Linked DNA regions of Homo sapiens: all the other regions are linked to region 2. Evidence: chromatin contacts called from ENCODE Hi-C or POLR2A ChIA-PET data. All regions are on one chromosome and are shown on one strand. Each heading gives the region's core, a stretch centred on a gene start or an enhancer-like site at or near the end of the contact. The rest is flanking DNA. Distances are from core to core; before and after follow the strand shown. Region 1 has its middle 19 kb from the start of ARHGAP25. Region 2 has its middle 26 kb from the start of FBXO48. Region 3 holds the start of C1D (C1D nuclear receptor corepressor).

Region 1 (2,768 bases), core at 205-2,704, 270 kb after region 2:
ACCAGCTCCTCTTTGTACCTCTGGTAGAGTTTGGCTGTGAATCCGTCTGGTCCTTGGCTTTTTTTTTGATAGGTAGGCTATTAATTACTGCCTCAATTTCAGAACTTATTGTTCTATTCAGGGATTTGACTTCTTCCTGGTTTAGTCTTGGGAGGGTGTATGTGTCCAGGAATTTATCCATTTCTTCTAGATTTTCTAGTTTATTTGCATAGAGGTGTTTATAGTATTCTCTGATGGTAGTTTGTATTTCTGTGGGATCAGTGGTGATATCCCCTTTTTCATTTTTTATTGCATCTATTTGATTTTTCTCTCTTTTCTTCTTTATTAGTCTGGTTAGTGGTCTATGTATTTTGTTAATCTTTTCAAAAAACCAGCTCCTGGATTCACTGATTTGTTGAAGGGTTTCTCCTGTATCTATCTCTTTCTTCTGCTCTGATCTTAGTTATTTCTTGTCTTCTGCTAGCTTTTGAATGCGTTTGCTCTTGCTTCTCTAGTTCTTTTAATTGTGATGTTTAGGGTGCCAATTTTAGATCTTTCCTGCTTTCTCCTTTGGGCATTTAGTGCTATACATTTCCCTCTAAACACTACTTTATCCGTGTCCCAGAGATTCTGGTATGTTGTGTCTTTGTTCTCTTTGGTTTCAAATACCTTATTTATTTCTGCCTTAATTTCGTTATTTACCCAGTAGTCATTCAGGAGCAGGCACAGCCTTCATCCTGATACACAGAAATGCCTGGTTGGAGAAGGGCAAAAAGTTGAAAATATTCCTTAGTAGAAAAAAAATGTGCACTAAAAAGTATTTTTTATTAAAATACGGAAGGAAAGAAAAATACAATGGGTTCAGATGGGCATATGACAATAATAAAATGTCTCACTTCCCTTCCTCCCCTTCTCTCCCAGCACTCCCCTGAGGTTGCCACTTTTGGACATTTCTGCTTTTAGCTCTTCTGGTGGTTAGAATCATGACTTCCCTGACTGAGAGGCATGACTAGCCCTGAGCATGAGGGTGGGGCTTGTGCGCTGGAAGGCTTAACTTGAACCTTGTGAGCAGGAAGTCAGGCTAGAACCACTCCTAAAGTGCCTGGGGAGGATGGGACTTTTCACTGTTGGTTGCTTCCTCAAATCCAGTGGTTCTCGAACTGGAATCCTCAGCACTGCCTGAAAAGTTGGTAGAAATGCAAATTCTTGGGCCCTACCCCAGACTTATGGAATCAGAACCTTTGGAGGTGGCGCCCAGCAACCCATGTGCTATTTTAACAAATTCTCCAGGCCATTCTGATGCCTGCTCAAGTTTGAGAAGCCCCGTTCTAAGACAGCCAATCAAACAACCAAACACCACCACCAACAACAACAAAGAGACAAAACTCATTTCTTCTTCCAGTGATTGGTTTGGGGTGGGCACGTGACCCTGCTCTGGCTAATGCAGTGCAATGGGAGGCTTGTTTAGGGGCTTCCGGGAGGCGGTCGTGCTCTTGAAAAAGATGCTTGGGAAGAGTAAGAGGCATTGCACCGGGTGCTTTCCCGTGTAGGTGAGAGGCATGGGGCTGCTACTGCCATCTTGTGGACACACTGAGTGGAGGAGGTGAACCGAGGGAAGAACCTGGATGCCTGAGGAATGAATGCCAGAGCCCCAAGAGTAACCATCTGGGAGCCATCCTACTGTGGACTTCTTGTATGATATGTATTATTTTTTAAAGTTAAGAACATGTTGAGTTTGGTTTAGCAGTGAGGCACCCGAACACAGTTCCATTCTGGAACTGTATCTCCTCCCAGACATAGATAAGTGGCTGCCAAGAACAGCTCTCTGGGTAGGCTGGGCCATAAAAGCCACTATTACATGAACAGGTGAGGGCGGTTGGGAGGAGAAATGAATCTACTTCACTCTTTATTCCATAGGTATTTTCAGTCGTTTTCACACCTGCCATTTCTGAGTCCGGGGCCCTTCTGGCGCCCTGCCCTCTTTCATCCTTCTCTGGGCCATGTTCTGAGCTGTTGTTCCCTCTGCTAATGTTACTTCCTGAGTGTAATTCCATCCACTGACAGGCTTCCAGAAGTTAATGAAAATCCTTGGCCTGCCCATCCTTTCCTGTGCCCGCCATTCTTCCTATCTTCCTTACTGCCATCTATTTGGGGAAAGCAGAGAGATAAAGGAGTGTTTGGCTTGCCAACTTGAATGGGAAGGCCCAGATTGTTTCATTGTTTGCTTTTACTGAGACTTGGTTATCATTCTCCCTTTTCAAAAGAAGAAAGAAAGATGAAATAGTGGAGGAGGAGAGCTGCCCAGCAAGATTCCCTCTGGGACATCCATGTAACCCTCTTGGAACATACGCTAATGCTATGGAAATGATTCTTAACTCTTCATTTTGTGGCTTCTTCCAAAATGCAGACCATTCAAGGTAGATGGGGACACTGTGGTGAGTCAACTTGATGGGGAGGGGCTCTCAGAGCTCCTGAGTTTGCCCTAGATTATATCTATCCTTCCCTGAAGCTTGGGTGGACATCTTTCTCTCTAAGAAGATGAAGAACATGGGTCCCTTTGCCTTCATAAGTTTGTGAAACTGAAATTTCAGTTGTCCAGCACAAGCAGATTGAGAATGTATATACATCGTTTTATTCAAACCTTCAACCACATGATGTTATCTTGAGGTAGCACTTACACTGGTGAGAAACCACCGTGGGATCTTAGGGTCATCTCAGATAGGCGTCCTTATTCTACTGTATAAGTTTTCTGAACCAAACTTCCTTCATTGTGACATGGTTTTGCCACA
Region 2 (2,700 bases), core at 50-2,549:
AACAAAAATAGAGAGGTGACAAAAGACTAAAGGAGGAATTACATACAATCAAAATGTTAAAACTTGCTAAAATTTAACTCTAAATCCCCAAGCATTTATGGAATAAAGGTCTGGAAAAATAAGCTCCCATTACTTAAGAAGAAACAAAGCTGACAAGCCACATGACTTACTAAGAGCAGCCTCTGAGCCTACACAACCCTCATGGGTTGGGGGCTCCAGTCGGGTTTCTTGAGGGCAGTGCAGGGGGGCCTGAATTGCCAGGGTATGTGTATTAGTCTGTTCTCATGCTGCTGATAAAGACATACCCTAGACTGGGTAATTTATACAGGAAAATGCATGTAATGGACTTATAGTTCCACATGGTTGGGGAGGCCTCACAGACCTGGTGGAAGGCAAGGAGGAGCAAGTCACATCTTATGTGGATGGCGGCAGATAAAAAGAGAGCTTGTGCAGGGCAACTCCCATTTTAAAAACTATCAGCTCTCGTAAGGCCTGTTCACTATTATGAGAACAGCATGGGAAAGACCTGCCCCCATAATTCAATCATCTGTCACTGTGTCCCTCCGACAACATGTGGGAATTATGGGAGCTACAAGATGAGATTCAGGTGGGGATACAGAGCCAAACCAGATCAGCGCGTGACCTCTCATGTATCTGTTTAATGCCAACAGCAAGCCTGCTGGTCAACAGCAAGCAGAGCTCATATCTGCTATGTCAACAGCAATTCCAAGGAAGGGAATTCCTCCAAAGGTTGTTGGCAGGATAGCTTCTGTATAGTAAGCACTCAACTATTATTGTTATCTATGGACATTAATCTTGAGTGTTGACTTTTGAATCAAAAATACATTGTACTTTGGGCAGGGTCAGGAAAGTAGAATCCAAAAGTAAGTCATATTGAGATAAAATTATACACCATACTTGGGTACATTTTACTTTCCATTTTGAGGTGTGGATACTGTGTGTGTGTGTGTGTGTGTGTGTGTGTGTGTGTGTGTGTGTACTAAAGCACATAATCCAGGAGATGAATTTCAAAATTTCCATGTGATAGGTTTATTTTTAAATGAAATGAAATTTTGGATGTGAATTTTGGTTACTTTGCTCAACTCCCCAAGGCCTCTGGCTCATTCTTTCTGCCTATGCGAGTTTTCAGAGGGAAAGAATAAAAACATAATCTTAGAAATGTTCTCATCCCCAGGTGAACTCCTTTTACAGTCTTTTCACACAAGAGACTAGAATTTATTCACAATGTTAGTAAAAGGGTGAGAAATTTCTTTACACTTAACCCAACCTCAGAGCTCATATCTGCTATGTCAACAGAATATACTCACACCTACAGCTTGGTTTCACAGAGCTACAGAGTCAGTGGAAATGCCAGGCTGAAGTTTTGGAGAACAAATCCGTATGAAATAATATCCCTGTGGCAAAATACAGAATAATGACTTGGGCCTTTGTGGATAAAATACGCAAAAGCTGAATTTAAGTGTTCTTAATTGGATCTTTGAAGGTTCAGATAGAAACCTAGGGGGTGGCCTGTTGGCCAGGCCAGGTCTGAAGGGTGGAGTGGGAAGAGAAGTCTCTTCATTGGAGTATTATGTTCCCTGATATCTTATATTTCTAGCAGAAGAGGCTTTTTGTCATTTTGGGGCTATACTCTATGTTCTCTCTGGGGAAACACCCTACTCCATTTTCAGTCCAACCCTCCCACCTGGTTTGGGCAGGACTAGTTTCAGTTCTGTCATTTGCAACTAAAAGGGTACAGACAAATTCTGACTTTTGAGGTTTTGCAATCAGCCAACAGGGCTGCAATGGGGAACTAGCTGCTCCCACTCAAGCGCTTTGACTGGGCTTTAATAGAAGTATTGCGCCCTCTGCTGGCAGAGGATTAGCATTGACCAGATCTCAAGGACGATGTGACAGAAAGCATTTTAGAGCCAGTCCTGGAGTCAAGGTCTTTCTCCTCCATATGCAAGCTGTTTTGCTTTGCTTAAGTAATGTTACTTCTATAAGTCTGCATTTTTGTATCTTAAAAATATTAATGTCAGAAACTACCTTTCAAGACTCTTTGATGAGTACATAAATGGCCATGTGAAAAGTACTTAATCGTTGAAAGATACTATTATAAGACAGTTTTGGCGAAGAAAGTCAGACTGTTTATCAAGTTTTTTCATGGTTCTAAAATATGATATTCAATGTTATTGGTTCTCTGGAGCTGAGAAAACATACATACATTGTATCAACTGAAGAAACTATTGTTATAGAATGTAGAGTACTAATATTAGTAAAGTTCTTAGAAATTTTCAGGTGAGAAATGTATAACAAATCAGATATGCCAAAAAGTCCCTTTATAAAATTTAATATACATTTCCAGTAGAAGTATTAGATAAAATAGACATTAATGGGTTTTCCTTTAACATGATTTTATATATGTATGAGAGACAGAGACACAGGAGAGAGGGAGGGAGAGAGAGAGAAAGAGAAAGAGAATATTATAATGGAGTAATACTAGAATACTGGAAACATTCCCACTAAGGCAAGAAACAAGGTAAAAATGTCTGCCATCTCCATTACTATTTAACATCATATTGGAGACATTAGTATACTAGTTAAAAAATTGGGGCATAAGACTTGGAAAAGTAGTTAAACTCTCTCCATTTGCAGTTGATATGACAGTATATCTGGAAAACCCAATAGAATAAATGA
Region 3 (2,700 bases), core at 90-2,589, 380 kb before region 2:
TCAATACATTAGATAGTATTTTACTAAAAGTGAAAATTACCAAATACTCTAATCCAATGTGAACTATTTAGAGCCATGCTTGAAGGGTCAACTTTGGAAACAGTAGCTGAGATAATACATATGAAGAGCCATTTGAAAAGGTAAAAGCAGTTAAGAAAAAAATTACATTACTTTTGAACTGTGATACATACAACACAGCTAACTGAAGGCAGCTGTAGTATCTTTTGACTGAGAATTTTATTTTGAAAAACCGTTATTCACACTTGTCACTATCTTTCAACAAAACAATGAGTTCTATCATTTCCACCAAACACAAACATTTCTCTGTACTTCAATAGGGCTAATCTGTTGTTTTTGAATCAAAAATACAGAGTTAAATAACTAAAAGTATAACTGGATTGTTTGTAACACAAAGGATAAGTGCCTGAAGGGATGGATACCCCATTTTCCATGTGATTCTTACATATTGCATGCCTGTATCAAAACATCTCGTGTACCCCATAAATATATACACCTATGTACCCACAAAATTTTTAAATTTAATTTTTTAAAAAATCACGGTTAAGTCTTGGTTCAGTCCACCATCAGACAGTCCTAATAGGTTAATAAGTGGATAGCAAACATCTCATTGCGACAAATACATCTTTATCAAGCCAAAACTGAACTGTAGTCAGCAAACATTGAGGACATTAAAGCTATTTTGAAACAAGTTTGAGTTACACTGAACTTATCCGGGTCATCAAGAAAAACTGCTCTCTTGGATTACCCACTACAGATTTCAGCTAAAGGTCGAAATTAGCCCACTATCTCAGATGAGCTAATACTGCAGCAGCAGGCAGTCTGTGAATGTGAATGATAAACGGAGCTAACACAGTAAAGTTACTCCCCTAGACGTTCCACTTTAGCCTCTCTCCCTAAGCAAGATTGAAAACAGCTGAAAATTGTGAAGACTTCAATGTTTTTTGATTTTTGTTTTTAATTTCTTCGTCTTCCAAGATTTGAGAAGGGGGTGGTTAACAAACGAAGAAAAAGAGAGAGACCGGAGCAAAAGAGAGAAATGAGGGGCCGGGGTAAGCCAAAGCCTGCAAGCAGCCCCAAAACAAGCGGAAGTGGGGGACCTGCCAACAATGCTGCCCCAACGAAGAGCTGTGAGAGACTGCATTCCTGGAAGGCTACGCAGCCAAACTCCGATTTTCTCAGTCTGCCCAGAGGATGACAGGGGAATCCCAGGAGAGGAAAAGCGGAGTTAAACAGGAGCAGGAGAAAAACTGAAACTACACCTTAGAAAAATACCTCACGGCCTTCGACTCCAGTCTCCCGGAAAGCGGTCGGGCAACGATGACGACAATGACGCGCCGGCTCTGCCCCCGCCACGAGCGGCGCTTCCCGATGATCTCACGCTGCTCGCCACGCCCCCTGCTCCTTAACTCTTCTCCAAAGGCAAATCTCATTTTGAGTAGCTCAGACCCATGTTGTGGGAGACGATTGCGGCGGCACTCGGAACTTTTGTCTACCTTTGTACCCGGCTAACACTCACCCCAAATACAGGTTGAGTGTATTTAACCAGGAAAAAAATCTTAGTTATCGAAACTTTGTTCGGGTTTTTACTTTCCCAGAAGCTTTTTTCAGGGCCCTCATTCTTTCTACCCTTTTATTGTCTGCCTCTAGATGAGCCTCTTAGAGCAGCTTCCCAGATTATCCGTGGGGAAGAACAGGTTCTTTATTAGATTATCCGTGGGGAAGAATGGGTTCTTTATTTTTCCAATCTGTCAGTAAAAGGTACTTCTATAAAATACAGTAAAAATGAATTAGTAGAAAAATGGGGAAAATATGTGCAAAATACAAGCCCAAATTTTTTATTAGTTTCAAATAAATGTAAAATTGCATTTCAATGTATGCAATCAGAACAAACATAATAGAAAATAAAGGCATTAACAGAAACTGTACATACTGTTCATTGAAAGTGTAGTATAAGCGATTGAGCATTGTCTTAACATTTGTAACTTGTCATTCCACGGCTGTAATTTGATAAAAAGTTATGCATGAAACAGTTGTCCGTATATTAAATGCATGTAAAAGCATTTTGAACAAGCACCATGTATGTAATATTTAAAGTTTTGGGGGAGGTTCCAAAGTGGCCGAATAGGAACAGCTCCAGTCTACAGCTCCCAGCATGAGCAACGCAGAAGATGGGTGATTTCTGCATTTCCAACTGAGGTACCGGGTTCATCTCACTGGGGCTTCTCAGACACTGGGTGCAGCCCACAGAGCAGGGCGAGGCATGACCTCACCCGGGAAGCACAAGGGATCAGGGAATTCCCTTTCTTAGCAAAGGGAAGCCATGATAGACGGTACCTGGAAAATTGGGACACTCCCATCCTAATACTGTGCTTTTCCAACGGTCTTAGCAAACGGCACACCAGAAGATTATATCCCGTGACTGGCTCAGAGGGTCCCACGCCCACGGAGCCTGGCTCACTGCTACCACAGCAGTCTGAGATCAAACTGCAAGGCAGCAGCGAGGCTGGGGGAGGGGCGTCTGCCATTGCTGAGGCTTAAGTAGATAAACAAAGTGGCCAGGAAGCTTGAACTGGGTGGAGCCCATCGCAGCTCAAGGAGGCCTGCCTGCCTCTGTAGACCCCACCTCTGGGGGCAAGGCATAGCTGAACAAAAGGCAGCAGAAAGTTCTGCAGACTTAAA

The links. Hi-C counts contacts between places; a loop is a spot of excess contacts on that map. ChIA-PET counts read pairs that join two places held with the same protein, here RNA polymerase II (POLR2A). Pooled maps may share reads with other maps.
Region 1: a loop to region 2 is called in a pooled map, with 3 times the contacts of the local background. The contact joins two enhancer-like sites. A Hi-C loop is called at or near these places in 3 of 50 pooled maps. POLR2A ChIA-PET finds 5 or more read pairs at or near these places in 3 of 52 experiments (CD4-positive, alpha-beta T cell, OCI-LY7 and PC-9).
Region 3: a loop to region 2 is called in a map of PC-9, with 6 times the contacts of the local background. The contact joins the promoter of C1D here to the enhancer-like site in region 2. A Hi-C loop is called at or near these places in 3 of 168 maps with a recorded cell type or tissue (GM12878 and PC-9), 11 of 37 single-sample maps with no recorded cell type and 12 of 50 pooled maps. POLR2A ChIA-PET finds 5 or more read pairs at or near these places in 1 of 52 experiments (MCF 10A).

Annotation. Positions count from the first base shown.
Region 1 is chr2:68,714,062-68,716,829 of GRCh38, forward strand. It overlaps a transcript of ARHGAP25 not described here. Among named protein-coding and RNA genes, the nearest start is that of ARHGAP25, 19 kb to the right of the region's middle. RefSeq lists enhancers at 876-1,170, 1,439-1,518. Within about 2 kb of position 1,455, at least 14 of the 41 ENCODE cell types and tissues checked have a DNase peak (open chromatin) inside an H3K27ac peak, as active enhancers do.
Region 2 is chr2:68,440,057-68,442,756 of GRCh38, forward strand. No RefSeq gene overlaps it. Among named protein-coding and RNA genes, the nearest start is that of FBXO48, 26 kb to the right of the region's middle. RefSeq lists enhancers at 1,365-1,414, 1,505-1,554 and a silencer at 1,745-1,984. Within about 2 kb of position 1,300, at least 9 of the 41 ENCODE cell types and tissues checked have a DNase peak (open chromatin) inside an H3K27ac peak, as active enhancers do.
Region 3 is chr2:68,061,665-68,064,364 of GRCh38, forward strand. C1D (C1D nuclear receptor corepressor) reads right to left here and starts at 1,340. Exons shown (of 5, transcript NM_173177.3): 1 at 1,294-1,340. RefSeq lists enhancers at 908-2,107, 1,029-1,438, 1,191-1,691.